Linked DNA regions of Homo sapiens: region 2 is linked to region 1. The links are chromatin loops, found by intact Hi-C in ENCODE. Cell type or tissue: B cell. All regions are shown on one strand.

What was found. A loop is a pair of places that touch in the nucleus more often than their neighbours do. Peaks named below come from ENCODE experiments on the same cell type or tissue, not always from the same donor. Only the 100,000 strongest peaks of a DNase experiment are listed, where the experiment ranks them.
Region 2: a loop joins it to region 1, with 19 times the contacts of the local background. A loop is called at or near these places in 77 of 110 quality-filtered maps.

Annotation. Positions count from the first base shown.
Region 1 is chr13:108,891,971-108,899,970 of GRCh38, forward strand. MYO16 (myosin XVI) reads left to right here. Exons shown (of 35, transcript NM_001198950.3): 15 at 6,046-6,163. Among named protein-coding and RNA genes, the nearest start is that of MYO16-AS2, 210 kb to the right of the region's middle. In B cell, a CTCF peak has its summit at 3,442 (motif pointing left); a DNase peak (open chromatin) is centred at 3,451; H3K27me3 peaks cover 440 bases.
Region 2 is chr13:108,323,467-108,331,466 of GRCh38, forward strand. LOC105370355 (a long non-coding RNA gene) reads left to right here and starts at 4,563. Exons shown (of 3, transcript XR_007063863.1): 1 at 4,563-4,813. RefSeq lists an enhancer at 3,153-3,785. In B cell, no CTCF peak of the experiment used is centred here; a DNase peak (open chromatin) is centred at 3,015; H3K27me3 peaks cover 876 bases.

The DNA.
Region 1 (8,000 bases):
TCCTTATTTAGAAATGAGAATAACTGATTTTTAATTAATAAATTAGTATTATTTTGCATATTTTATACTTGTGAATTATAAGTAATTTTAAAATTTATTCTTCTCTAATAGATCCCCAAGCTTATGTCTGATTCTGTAGACTTTTCTCTTTAAAAAGAATGCATAATTAGTTTTTTGAATATCTGTGGTATCATGTGTGTTCATTAATGACTTTAATTTATAACCATTTATTAAGCTCATACCATATTGAGCACCTGCATAATTCTACAACAAGCTCAAAATAATTTTTTTTTTGAAATGGAGTCTTGCTCTGTCACCCAGGCTGGAGTATAGTGGCACAATCTTTGCTCACTCCATTTCCCAGGTTCAAGCAATTCTCCTGCCTCAGCCTCCCAAGCAGCTGGGATTACAGGCGTGTGCCACCACACCTGCCTAATTTTTGTAGTTTTTAGTAGAGATGGGGTTGCACCATGTTGGCCAGGCTGGTCTTGAACTCCTGACCTCAAGTGATCTACCCACCTCAGCCTCCCAAAGTGCTGGGATTACGGACATGAGCCACTGCACCTGGCCGGTCAAAATAATTTAATATTGAGAGTCAATTTGGGAGAATAGCATAACCTATCTTCTTTGTTCAAATATGTTAATATCCTGACAACTGACACTTAAGAGTTAGAGTACGTGTAAAACAACATGGTTATAAAATAGCCTCAAGTTAACTAACGGAAATAACAGAAACTGATGACTTACTCATAATGAAAAGGAACAATAGTTTCCCCTCTAAATTATATACAATCATCTATTAAAATGATCATCTGGGAGACAGCAGGCTGTATAATTTCTGTAATGCATTCTCTATTACCTTATGTAAATTGGCTTTAAATTTTAGTTCAAACAAATACATTCTAAAGTGCATTCCTTTGGATCAGGTAGATATAACCCTCCCAAATCAGTTAGCATCTGGGAGTCCAGATTATAATATCAGTGCATATTTCAAGTAAAACTAATTCTAGTTAACTTGTGTGTTTTATTCACTCCTCATGACACATAAAAGATTCATAAATAAATGACTTCTAGTCTCATGAAAAAATATTGCCCAGGTTTGAGCATGGCTTAAATTCCATGTCAGCTGTGGTTTTATTGTTTCCCTTTAGATCATTATCCACATGAATATCATTCAGTGTCCAAGATGTTCATGAAAATCATCAGTCATTATATCTGTAAATCATCCGAGTATATGTACAGGAATTAAATACAAGCATTGAATACATTTTTTAATTTACCATAAATCTTTATAAAATTAGAGGGTTTAGTGAAATTAAGTATATTTAAGAGATGAACCAGTACAATAAATCTTCACAATGTCATTGATGGGTTCTTGGAAACTGTGACTTTAAGCAAAACTATTTCCTGTCTGCTGTAAGAATTTAACTCTTGTTTATATTAATTAGTCTGTGATAAAATTGGTTGCATTAGAAGGTACGTTGTTTTGCTTAAAGTAGAAATTTCCAAGAACCTATTGATGATACTAAGTGAGCACTTCCTATACTTCCTGAAAGGAAAATCTGATTAAGGAAATGAGTAGAAAAGAACATCCTTGAACAGCCTTGATTTATGGAGCTATCTAGTAGAAAGTTTGAGGGTCAGGATAAGATGAAAGGAAAGTTCACTAGGTGGCCCTAAGAGGAGAGGACAATGTGCTGATTAGAGACACGGTTTAGCCATATTTGGTTGTGAGACTGCATTCTGGAATATCACACAGGCCATCATGGGGAGTGCTGGCAGGCGGGATCAGGTGTGTAGCAAGCACACAAACTGTACATTCCACTGAGAGAGCCTGGTTCATTCTAAAGGAGACAATTTTGCCTCAAATCCTAGGAAAATACTCATTGGGGGTCATTTGGATCAGCAGTTGCCAAATAATGTGTAGTAAAAGAATGATAGAGAAAGAAAAGTCAGTGTACTAGTCTGTTCTCATACTGCCATAAAGATACCACCTGAGACTAGGAAATTTATTTTTTAAAAAAAGGAGGTTTAATTGACTCACAGTTCTGCATGGCTGGGGAAGCCTCAGGAAATTTACAGTCATGGCAGGAGGTGAAGAAGAAAGAAGCAAGGCACATCTTACATGATGGCAGGAGAGAGAGCATGCGCAGGGGAAACTGCCAGTTTTAAACCATAGATCTCATGCGAATGCCTTCACGATCATGAGAGCAGCATGGGGAAAACTGCCCCCATGACTCAATCACCCCCCACCGGGTCTCTCCTTTGACATGTGGGGATTACAATTCGACTCGAGATTTGGGTGGGGAAACAGAGCCAAACCATATCAGTGAGGATGTATTGGGGTGGTCTTCATTGTAGTATTGTGCAGACACTGAGGAGTAGAGAAACTCTTCCTGTGGTTGATAATAATGGCATCATTGTTAAAATTAAAGATTGCCATCTCAGTGGAGTATGGGAAGCCAGAGAACCCAAAATGAAAGGGTTTGGGTGGAAACTAGAAGTTCACACTGTCACAACACACAGTACTCTCCCTGAAGGAGGTTTTGGGAGAAGAGAGAGAAGGAGGAAGATTCAGTTGGTAACATCTAGTAAGTGAGAGAGTGCAGCATTGAGGTCCAGAAATGACTTTTGGTGATTATATGCAGGTCAAACACTTATTCTTACGAGAAGTGACTGAAATCTTTCTGTCAGTCTTACACCTCATTTGGCCCATCTTAAAAGCCTGCATGAGCTCACCTGCCTTTGTCCTGGGCTTCAAGTGCACTTTACCCACTGGGTAGATGGACGGATGGAACCCGATCACCACAGACATGGCTTTGTTCCCCCACAAAGTTTCAGAGCAGCTAAGAGCAGTTAGGAAGGGCTGTTTTGTTTCTAACCCCTGCATTTGAATTTCAAACATTGGAAGCAGGGCATTTTCCATGACATTAAATTTATTGGAACAGAAAAGTCATGTTTCAGGAAGAAACTACCTGGAACCTTCACCAACTCTGGTCCAAATGAATTTCAACTTTAAGAATATTCAATTCCATTGAAATCACTTAAATAAGCATTCACTATGCAATAGCTTTCAGAGAGCAGACTGATGGGTTGATATCGATTGAGTTAATATTTTTTATAGAGGATGCCACAAGTCTTTACTTTCAGAAAATACAGTAGATTAACTCCTACCATAATAGTCCATGACTTATATAGGGACATAAATTTATAGAAAAAATACCATACATTATAAATACAAAAAAAAAGTCAATAAAATTTGAATAAGTAAATATTGAGGAAAATATATATATTTAATTTTCTTCATTTATATTTTTATTTAAATTTTGTTACTGTGCAACGTTGTCATTGTTGTTTTTGAAATCAAGGTGAGCAGCGGAATAATGCCAGTTTTGTTTAGCTCAGTATTTCTCTTAATACATTTATTTAGTGCCACCTATCGGCCAAGTGGCTAATTAAAGATAAAAAACTGGTTATTGCATAGTTTATTTAGCATTTTAATCTTGACTCATGGATGACAACGTACAGTGAAAGAATGCCATGGGGTATTTACATTTTGTTAAGTAGTTGTAGTTTTATATTCGTTTCATGCCTTCTATGTCTTTATTGGTATTTCAGCAGTAATTACTGCATAGTGCAGTGGTTAAGTGTGTGATTCTGAAAGCCAACTCACCTGGGTTCAACTCCCAGCTTCATTGTTGACAACCTTTGAGCCTTGGGAAAACTAATTGGTCTATGTCCTTTTTTCTGTAAAGCAGTGTAAAATATACACTGGTTCCGAGAGTTAACAGAGAACACACATGCACAGACACATCACCCGTTAGAACACTGCCTGGTACATAGTGAGCAGGACGGGAACATTGTCTATTGCTATTCACAAAAGTAAAATTCACTGTTGTTATTTGCTGAATGTTTTCTCTGTGCCAGACGTAAAGCTGAGTGCTTTACACAGCGGACACTGACAAACACTGAAGGAGTTATTCCAGCGTGAGAATTAAGGAAAATGAGGTTTGAGGAATTCAGAGGACCTCCTCAGCGTTACATAATTTCTCATTAGCAGTGTTGGGGTGTGGGGGTAGCTCCTTCTCACTCCCAGGCACATGCATTTAACCATTTCCCTATATTGACTGTTAGGGGAACAAGTTATTAATTACCTGTAATGTCCTTTTTCCAAGAATAATCAAAACATTACTTATCAGACACAACACCAGAATAACTAGAAGCAAAATATTTTTAAAGATTATCCTATTTTTATGACTTTAAAAATAATTGTTTAATGTAATATTATTAATATTTAAAATGTGCTATCATTACCCTCTTATTTTCACCGTATGTATATAACTACATATTTCATATTAGATTATAGGAAAAGATACAAAAACGAAGAGTTACTAAGTACTATTTCATTTTTTTCCCAGAAAACATTGCTATCATCACTGCTATCAATTTACTTTTATCATCTTTAAAATTAGATTATTATATACAGACCTAAACCATAAAGTTTTTGTAAGGAATTAATATATGTTTGTCTCCAAAATTCAAACTTCAAACACAGAAGTTTTAACATACTTCACTATTATCACAACTTGTAGCATTTTTTAATTTGTGGTTAGCGTCAAACTATTTTATAATCTTTCACAGTATAAAATACTTCCAGGTTAATTCAACACCTTAATGTAGCAGATGCCAGGAAATTTAAAAGTGGGATCAAAGCAGCCGCGCGTGGTGGCTCATGCCTGTAATGCCAGCACTTTTTGGGAGGCCGAGGTGGGCGGATCACCTGAGGTCAGGAGTTTGAGACCAGCCTGGCCAACATGGCGAAACCCTGTCTCTACTACTAAAACTACAAAAATTGGCCTGGTGTAACGGCATGCCCTTGTAATCCCAGCTACTCCAGAGGCTGAGGCAGGAGAATTGCTTGAATCCAGGAGGCAGAGGTTGCAGTAAGCCGAGATCACACCACTGCAGTGAGCCGAGATCACATCACTGCACTCCAGCCTGGATGACAGAGTGAGACTCTGTCTCAAAAAATAAAATAAAAAGTAAATTTTTTAAAAAAAGTGGGATCAAAGCACTTAAAAAAAAGTAGGATAGTGTTCTCAAAAAAACACTATTAGAAACACTAGGGAACAGGAAAACTAGTCCGTGTATCAATAAGGTGTTATTGTACTCCCTCCTGTGGCTGATGCAGAAACCGCATGGAACATAACTATCATGCAAGAGATACCCTTGAACCCTCCAGATTTTCATACATTTTGGAGAATTGCTTGGTCCCCATCACCTTCACAGGCAGAGTCAATTGATGAAGAAGCAGTGGCTTTTATTCTACTGTGAATGCTTAAGGAAACATGTCAAGGAAGAATTTCAGCCCCCAGGGTTGGCCTGAGGAGCTTTATCATAGCGTTGCAAAGCCACAAACTTGCCAGTCTGCAACAAAGCACAGGGCAGCGAGAGAAGGCGGCATGGCAGCTCAGCTGGGAGTTTCACCGCTGCCCTGTGGAAGAGAATAGTTGGTGTGAGGCAAAAGCACGGTACAGGGAGGATAAATGGGGGTCAGGGTTGAAAAAGAGTATGAGTGGAAAGTAAATAAGGATTCAAAGGAATGTTCTATGCCAATGTTTAAATAAATGTATTATTGTAAAATGAATTCTGACTTTTGCCTATATTAATTCAGATGACTCCTTCCCTTCCAAAATGCAAACGCTATTTTACTGTTCTATTCAGGTTTGAAATCTTGATAACATTTGTTAAGCTTGGGGCTGTGTGTGTAGAGAATGGCTTTCCTTCTTTTATGTGCAGGAGAGTGCAGTGTCGTCAAGCAATCTGTCTATTATTGCTTCATGAACAGTAGCCACAATTTGAGACATAGGATGCTAGTGGCTTGCCTTTGAGGAAAAAGGGGTCTTAAAAATTCAATATAGCATTCTATGAGCAGGATAGAAACTTTCAGACCAAGAAGTATTATTCACTGCATCGTCGCTATTACTCATCAATTTTATTTCTTAAAATATGAGCAGTTCAGTAAAATGTTCTCCTCTCCCACAGGTCGTGTGCATCTTAGAAGCCTTTGGACATGCCAAGACCACACTTAATGATTTGTCCAGTTGCTTCATCAAGTATTTTGAACTGCAGTTCTGTGAGAGGAAACAACAGCTAACCGGAGGTAAGTGCAGTATTTGACAACGTGGATTTCCTGTGCCGAGCCAGCATGCGACCACGTCACACACAGGCACGCTATGGACACACTGTGTATGAATCAATGCTGGGAGAGAAAACCTATTCTTCATGACCGTGTCTGGAAACAGCTTAAGATACTTCTGGAAAGTTTGTATTACATTAGAACAAGGATCAATACTCAGGCACTCAGTTGAGGGTGTGTGAGTGTGTGTGTGTGTGTGTGTGTGTGTGTGTGTGTGTGTATACATACCTAGGATGTCAGGTGATAAGTGCTGAAGTTATTGTGAATTAAAAAATATTCTCAAATGCAAGCTGAACCTTTTCAAAATGATTATTGTATGGGCTATATAATGAGAAACCAAACCCAGACCAAACGTAGCTGAATTATCCTTGCTGAACATAGAAACAAACTCAAATACTTTAATTAAATAAATAATACCTTAGTATTATATATAATTTCTTCACATAATACACATTGAAATCTATTTGAAATAAAACTGAATCCATATAGTTAAATGACTGAATTAAATCTAAACATCAAAATAATTGCCAAACTAAACCCAAGCAGACACTGTTTCGTATTTGATTTAAATACTTAAAGTATATTTTATAAAAACTCCTTATTTAAAATTCAACTAATTTAGAATTCACCTAGAATTTTACATCTTTCCAATTAAAACAGATTATTAATGCAAATTAATAATATAAATACAATTGTAGGTAGAATTTTGATATACTTGAAGTAATCAGATATTTTTAAAAAACTTTTACAACAGCTGTCAGCACATAAACATTTGCCAATTATTATAAATGATTTCTGAAAGAGTTTAATTTTACTTGGCTTTTTAAAGTTACCCTATTTTCCCTTCAGGAAAAAAAAAGTTAGTTTTGACCATAATCTAGAAACAAAAACATTGTATTTTGCAGCAAGTCTATGTCAGAATCAGTTTTCTACTAATAAAATGTGATAAATAACATGCATAAAAACAGTATGAGCCTGGTGCAGTGGCTCACGCCTGAAATCCCAGCACTTTGGGAGGCCGAGGCGGGTGGATTTCCTGAGGTCAGGAGTTTGAGACCAGCCTGACTAACATGGAGAAACCCCGTCTCTACTAAAAATACAAAATTATCCAGGTGTGGTGGCGCATGCCTGTAATCCCAGCTACTTGGGAGGCTGAGACAGGAGAATCACTTGAACCCAGGAGGCGGAGGTTGCAGTAAGCAGATATCACACCATTGCACTCCAGCCTGGGCAACGAGAGCCAAACTCCATCTCAAAAAAAAAAAAAGAAAGAAAGAAAAGATGCTTTTAGATGTTTAGATGTTGAAGTTAGAAGGTTAACTTATACAAAAGGAAAGCTATTCAATCATTTATTGGTTTTTTAAACCCATGGCTTAGAGTTCTGAAGGTCTGCCATTTTATGAAGACCTCATCGGAGAACTGTCGTGAGCCTCAAGCTCTGGTTTTCAAGTCTCAGTTTCCTAACACCTGGCTGGGTGTGCTCCTCCAAGGGAAGGGGCCGGATTTACTTCTGTAATACTGAGCACAGTTTTCCCCCTGAGCTCTCAGTGACTGGTGGGCTGTGGCGATGTTCTCTAAGTGGATAGAAGTTCTCCAAAAGTAGGAAGCTGAAACATTGAAAGCTCCGTGTTCCAGCCCCTTGCCACTCAAATGTGTGGCCCAAGGATGAGCACTGCGTCATCACTTGGGAGTTTGTTATAGATGCAGAATCTGAGGCCATACTCCAGACTGGCTGATGGAGACTGCAGTTTAACAAGATTCCAGGTGATTCATGGGACGTGAGTGTCTGAGAGCTCTGAGA
Region 2 (8,000 bases), 570 kb before region 1:
CCCTGAGCTCTACCTCATCATCCTCTCTCCTCGCATTCAAACCCATGGCAATCGTTGATATGTTACCACCTCCATCATTTTGCTTTTTTCAGGATGTCATACAGTCGCAATAATTGTATGTAGCCTTTTCAGATTGTCTTCTTTCACTTAGCAATCTTCACTTAATGTTCCTCCATGTCTTTTCATGGTTCGATATCTCATTTCTTTTTATTGCCAAGTAGTATTCCATTGTGTGCATAATCCACAATTTGTTTATCCATTCACCTGTTGAAGGACATCTTGGTTGCTTCTAATTTTCAGCAATTATGAATAAAGCTGCTGTAAAAGTAGGATTTTGTGTGGATGTAAGTTTTTGACTTATTTGGACAAATAACCTCATACTGTGTAGCACGACTGCTGGATCAGATGGCCAGACTACAGTTAGCTTTGCAAGAAACTGCCAACTTGCCTTCCAAAGTAGCTGTTATCATTTTGCATTCCCACAAGCAAGGAATGAGAGTTTCCATTGCTCCACATGTTCACCGGCCTTTAATATTGTTGTTTCAGATTTAAGACATTCTAACAGGTGAAGAGAAGTGTTTTATTGTTGTTTTAATTTGCAATTCTCTAGTGACATATGATGTTAGCATCTTTCATATGCTTTTCTGCCATCTGTATATCTTCTTTGGTGAGATACCAGTTTAGATCTTTTACCCACTTTTTCATTGAGTTGTTTTCTTAGTGTTAAGTTTTAAGAATTCTTTGTATATTTTGGAGGCAAGTTCTTTGTCAGATATGAGTTTTGCAGACTTTTTTCCTCATCCATGACTTTTTATTATTTAAATCTAATTTGATTTTTGTAACAACTCATGGGGCAGATGCTGTTATTAACTGTATTTTACAGATGAGGAAATAGTGCCATAGAGAAGTTATATATCTTGCCCAAGGTCTCAAAAACTAGTGTGAAGTGTATCTAGAATGCAGAGCCAGGCAATCTGAGTGCAGTTTGTTAAGCTTTCTGCTTCATCACCCTTGTCCTAAGCACTCATTACATTTGCATCACAGGCCGCTCATACTCAGCTGAGACCAGTTATGATCATGAGCCCCTGATATTGGTCTGTTTTTCATTTGTGTTACTCTGGACACTAATGCTTACTTAGAAATGCAAGAAAAAAGAAGAGCTATGGGCTAGCAATAGTAAATGTTTAAGAACAGATTTTAAATACTGTAAAATCAGATATAGCCTTTAAAATGTTTGATTGAGACCAACAGGAGGTGATTTTTTACTGTCAGTGACTAATGAGATGGTTTTTTAAAGAATCACATTTTAAAATCTGCTGTAACTTTCACATAGAAAAGAATTTTAGCCTTTTCTTTTGTGGAAGGGAAAATGAAACTTCAGGAGTGAGATCTAGTGTGCAACTATCCTCATTTTAATCACTTTGGCCTAGATATGTTCCACGGAAAGAGAAATAGTGTTCCGTAGTTTGCTTAATCAAAGGACACCCACAGAAGAAAAGGTGTATGGGTGACATCGTGGGTGCCTCACCAACGGAGCCAATCTTTCTCAAAATGTGCTGAGATCACCAACACCTTCTAATATCAAACTATCAAACTGAATGACTTCTTTCAGGCCTTCCCTAGCTTAAATTCGGAAACTTTTCATGATGTTCAGAATCTTCTTACTATTCTTAGGTATACATTAATTTCCAATGCATCTAAGTCTAATATAGTGATAACCATTTAACTATTGATCTGTCTGCCTCTCATCAACTCATCTTTCCATCTGTCCGCCCACCAATCCATCCATCTGTATGCCATCTGGAGCCTCCCTGCCTTTCAGAAATTGCGTACCTTTTCCGGAATCTAATTCCATGGTCCCTAACATCCCAGCGCTCTACCTCATCATGCTTCCTTTTGCTTCTATTTTTCCTTGTCGTAACACTCTTTCCTTCTCCTATTGTAGCCTGGATGCAGGGCTTAATCTCACTCATCAAGTTATATTTCAAATCCACCATTCTTAAGCATTTTGTGATTTCTTTCTTTTTTTTTTTTTGAAAATTCAGAGGATCATGAGGGTTCATGACATTCCCAGATGACAATCACCTCTACGGACTTGTGGCCCACATCTCCCTGGCTTCTTTCCTCACTTTACCTCTCTTCTTTTCCCATTGCCTCCATAGTCTCCAGGGTATCAAGGCAATCACTGGTCTTTTGCTTTGCAGGATATGCTTTTCACCGTATCCTGCCCTCTCTGAGTCTCACCAGCCAACATTTACTTACATTTTTTTTCCCACCAAAATATTTTTGTGTTTCTAGCAGTGGTTCTGGGAGGAAAATATTCATACTTACACACACACACACACACACACACACACACACACACACTCCAGTAAGCAAATATCATTGTTGACACTTTCATATCACCATGAATTTGATATATTAGACAGTTTATCACTTATGGCTACCCTATTTTGCCTTGAAGTGGCACATTTACATCCTGAGAGCTATTATTTCTCTTACAGGAAGAAAAACAGCAAATATGTAAATTGACATCTAAATAAGCTTTGCTTTCCTTAAATAGTTTCCTGGTCTTGCCCAGGAGTCTGTGCTGAAGCTCTGGGTGCAAAGCTCACTAAGTGGCCTTGGGCTGCTCTTCCCTTATTCTTTTCCCCCTGAGCTTTCTTATCCATAAATCTGAATGAAATTCCAATCTTTGTTCCTTACAGAACTGCATAGAGATCCAAAAACAATGTCTGCATAGTGTTTTAAAACTGTCAAATGCTAAGCAAACATAAATTCTTGTATTTGTTCTCAAAAATTAATTAAATAAATGAAATAATGATTATATAACATATTCAATGAAGAAAACATCTCCCAATTCTAAAAGTGCTTTTAAATTTCTCATTTTCACGTATTATACAATATGAAACACTTCTAGGCACTCAGAGATTGTGAATCGTTTTTGTTCTGCTGTGGCTGTGAGTTGTTTAAAACAGGAAGTAGTTTCCACATAGGGCTATAGCAAGGGGGTGGAGGGTGAGAAGCAAAGACTTATTTACCTAAGAAGACAAAGCAAGGACACTGCAGTGGCAGCCTCTGCGTGTCACCCTTTGGTGAGCCTCCTGACTGGATCTCGGCGGTGGGCCCTCACCACTCTGCCAAGTTTCATAGTGTGCTCTGAAGCTTAACGCTTAGTACCAGTTAATCTAATTCCTTAGCCACTCATCAAATTAATTTTAGAATAGCTGGGTTCAGTAAAGCTTTTGAGTTGGGGATACAAAGATGGTGAGGACAAGGTCCCCACTTCCAGGCAATTTGAACTGAGTCCCTCACTTCAAGTCCGTCACCTCTCTTCTCACCTCTTTGGAAATGCAGAGCATACCCTGCTGTCTTTATCCTCCTATTATTATTCACACCAATTAGGAGAAATTTGAGGCCAGAAACTGATGATCCTTTAACTACAGAAATATTCATTAATTGGCAGCTTGCTGGCGAATTGGCTTTGTGAGCTCCATTATAGGGAATTTCCCATGTTTTACATCAATGATAGCATTCATAATAATTCAAATAGGAAGAAAAAATGCTTGCCTTAATGCCACTCCTTGTTTTCTTGATTGCCCTCATTGTCGTGAGTTGCTTGTAAAATCAGCTAATAAGATTGTGTTATGTTTATACTGTGTTGTATGGTATATGTATTCATCTGCGAAGACTGCCATGACAAAATACCACAAACTGGATGGCTTAACTAAAACAGACCTATTATCTTTTTCTTTTTCTTTTCTTTTTTTTTCTTTTTCTTGAAACAGAGTCTCACTCTGTTTCCCAGGCTGGAGTGCAGTGGCAAGATCTTGGTTCAATGCAACCTCCACCTCCCAGGTTCAAGCAATTCTCATGCCACAGCCTCCTGAGTAGCTGGGATTATAGGCACCTGCCACCACGCCTGGCTGATTTTGTATTTTTAGTAGAGACAGGGTTTCACCATGTTGGCCAGCCTGGTCTCAAACTCTTAGCCTCAAGTGATCCACCTGCCTCAGCCTCCCAAAGTGCTGGGATTACAGGTGTGAGCCACCATGCTCAGCCAGAGACTTATTTTCTCATGGTTCCGGAAGCCAGATATCTGAACGCAAGGAGTCACCAGGGTTTGTTTTTTTCTGAGACCTCTCTCCTTGGCTTGCAGATTGCTCTCCTCCTGCTGTGTTCACAAAAGGCTTTTTCTCTGTGCTGCGTCTCTGCTGTCTCTTTCTCAACATTAATCCTATTAGACTAGTGCCCAATCTTATCACCTTTAACCGAAATTACCTCTTTAAAGGTTGTGGCACCAAATATTATCATATTGAGGTTTACAGCTTCAAATACGGATGGGGGCACAATTCAGCCCACAGCAATATATCCATCCGTGTGGGTTTCTGCTGCATACACTCCGGGGGTTCTGCTTCTGCTTACAACCTCCAGGGATTTATTTCCTGGCTCCCAATGTCAACCTTGAATATCAGGAGTTTGCAGCCACCACTGTGGTTTTATTTAGTGATCTATTATGGATCTACTATCCATTAATTCTTAAATTCTTTGAAGCTCTTTATACTGTCAGCTAGTGTTTCCTCTTGGGTAATAAGTTTGACATGTTGTTTTTTTCTAGAGGAAAATGGTGGCTAGGAGGCAGGACTAAATTGCAACTCCCACTTGGATGGAAAAAGCAGCATGTGGAGACTCACATCGCGAACTTTTGCTCCAAGAACTACCACAGGAAAATACCAAGAGAGCCAAGAGAATCCACAGACACTTTGAAGGAAGCAGATTGCTCCTGCAGGCTCCAGGAGGCAGCCCCCAAACTGTGAGTACCCAAAGTGTGAAAGTATACAAGGGGGCCCGTCCATCCCCAAACATGCACCCTCACTGGGGATCCTGACGGTCCAGATCACGGAAGAAGGATTTGGCCTTCCCTAAAGCTGAGACAATTTAGAGAGCTGAGTGAAATACAAAGGTAGAAGAATCAGCAGAAAGCACCCTGTGGGCTCTCTCGGTACCCAGGGAAGCCATTTCTGACTTTTTCTCTCAGAGGTCTTTGGGGAGGGCTGCAAGAAGAACTGGGAAAAGACCACAGGGAGAAGGAAACTTCCAGCTGAATTTTGTAACAATTTCAATGGAACGCAAAGTTTCCTGGACAGAACTCAGGGAAGGGGGTGAATCAGGAGTGCAGACAAAGCACAGAAGCTGCAGTAGGTGGGGAGGCACAAGATCTGAAAGCCCTGCTTGCTTTCACAGCCAGGAGGCTGGTAGCCTGAGGCAAGTTGTCAGCCCTGCTCACCCACTGTCTGGAAACAAACTCCCTGCTGTTGAGGGGAGCACAGTAGGAATGAGACTGGCCCTTGAGTTGCATGGGGAGCTGGGTGAGGGGTGTAATTGCCAACTTTCCCCACTTCCCTGACAACCTGCATGACATAGAAGAGGCAGGCAGAATCCCCCTGGGAGCATAACTCCATTGGCCTGAGGAACCATGCCCCCATCCCCCAGAGCAGCCACAGCAAGCCCCGGTCAAGGAGAGTCTGAGCTCAGGCAGGCCTAACCCTGCTCCCACCTGTTGGTCTTTCTCTACCTGCCCTGGTAACCAAAGACAAAAGACTTATTCTCTTGGGAGCTCTAGGGCCCCACCCACTGCCTGATCCACCCTATACTATCACAGCTGATGCTCTCTTGAAGGCAACACCTCCTGGCAAGAGGTCAACCAGCACAAAAATAGTGCAATAAACAAAACTACAACTCACAGTGTCCATTTCATTCCCCTGCCACCTCCACCAGAGCAGGCACTGCTATTCCCAGCTGAGAGACATGAAGACAGTTCACATTACAGGACTCTGTGCAGACACCCCCTAGTACCAGCCTAGAGCCCGGTAGCTCCTCTGGGTGGTTAGATCAAAAAGAGGCATATCAATTACTACAGTTCAACACGCAGGAAGCCACATCCCTAGGAAAGGGGGAGAGCACTACATCAAGGGAGCACCGTGGCCTGGCGCAATTGCTCATGGCTGTAATCCCAGCACTTTGGGAGGCCGAGGTGGGCGGATCATGAGGTCAGGAGATCAAGATCATCCTGGCTAACACGGTGAAACCCCATCTCTACTAAAAAAAAAAAAATTACAAAAAATTAGCCGGGTGTGGTGGGGGGCACTGTAGTCCCAGCTACTCAGGAGGCTGAGGCAGGAGAATGGCATGAACCCAGGAGGCGGAGCTTGCAGTGAGCAAGATCGCGCCACTGCACTCCAGCCTGGGGGATGGAGCAAGACTCTATCTCAAAAAAAAAAAAAAAAAAAAAAAAAAAAGAGAAAAAGGGAGCACCCTGTTGGACAAAGAAATCTGAACAGTAGCTATTGAGCTCCAGATCTTCCCTCTGACGTAGCCTACCCAAATGAGACGAAACCAGAAAAACAATTCTGGGAATATGATGAAACAAGTTCTTTACCACCCCCAAAAGATCACACTAGCTCATCAGCATTGAATCCAAACCAAGAAGAAATCGCTGAATTGTCAGAAAAAGAATTCAGAAGATCGAGTATTAAGCTAATCAAAAAGGCACCAGAGAAAGGTGAAGTCCAACTTAATGAAATCAAAGAAAGGATACAAGATGTGAAGGGAAAAATCTTCAGTGAAATTGAGAGCATAAATAAAAGGAATCACAACTTCTGGAAATAAAGGGCATGCTTAGAGAAATGCAAAATGCACTGGAAGCACTCAGCAATAGAATCAAACAAACAGAATAAAGAACTGCAGAGCTCGAAGACCAGGTTTTTAAATTAACCCAATCCAACAAAGACAAAATAAAAAAGAACTTTAAAACATGAACGAAGCCTCTAAGAAATTTGAGATTATGTAAAACAACCAGACCTAAGAATAATTGGTGTTCCTGAGGAAGAAGAGAAATGTGAAAGTTCGAAAAACGTATTTTCCTTGAATAATCAAGGAAAACTTTGTCAGCTGGGATAGAGATCTAGACATCCAAATACAATAAGCTCAAAGAATACCTGGTAAATTTATTGCAAAAAGATCACTGCCTAGGTACATAGTCGTCAGCTTATCTAAAGTCAAGATGAAGGAAAGAATCTTAAGAGCTGTGAGACAAAAGCAACAGGTAACCTATAAAGGAAAATCTATCAGATTAACAGTGGATTTATCAGCAGTAACCTTACAGGTTAGAAGGGATTGGGGCCCTATCTTCAGCCTCCTCAAACAAAACAATTATCAGCCAAGAATTTTGTTTCCAGGAAAACTAAACTTCATAAATGAAGGAAAGATACAGTCTTTTTCAGACAAAAAAATGCTGAGAGAATTCACCACTACCAAGCCAACACAACAGGAACTACTAAAAGGAGTCCTAAATCTTGAAACAAATCCTCAAAATACATGAAAATAGAACCTCCTTAAAGCATTAATCTCACAGGACCTATAAAAAAAACACAATAAAAAATAATAAAAAACTCCCAAGGTGTTCAGGCAACAAATAGCACGATGAATAGAACAGTACCTCACATCTCAATACCAACATTGAATGTAAATGGTCTAAAATGCTCCATTTAAAAGATACAGAATAGCAGAATGGATAAGAACTCACCAACCAAGTATCCGCTGTCTTCAGTATCTGCTGTCACCTGACACATAAGGACTCACATAAACTTAAGGTAAAGGGGTGAAAAATGATATTCCATGCAAATGGACACCAAAGCGAGCAGGAGTAGCCACTCTTGTAACACAAAAAAAAAAACAAACTTTAAAGCAACAGCATTTAAAAAAGACAAAGAGGGAGGATAATACAATGATAAAAGAACTAGTCCAACAGGAAAATATCACCATCCTAAATATATGCACCTAACACTGGAGCTCCCAAATTTATAAAACAATTACTACTAGACCTAAGAAATGAGATAGACAACAACGCAATAATAGTGGGGGACTCCAATACTCCACTGACAGAACTACACAGGCCATCAAGGCAGAAAGTCAACAAAGAAACAATGTATTTATACTAT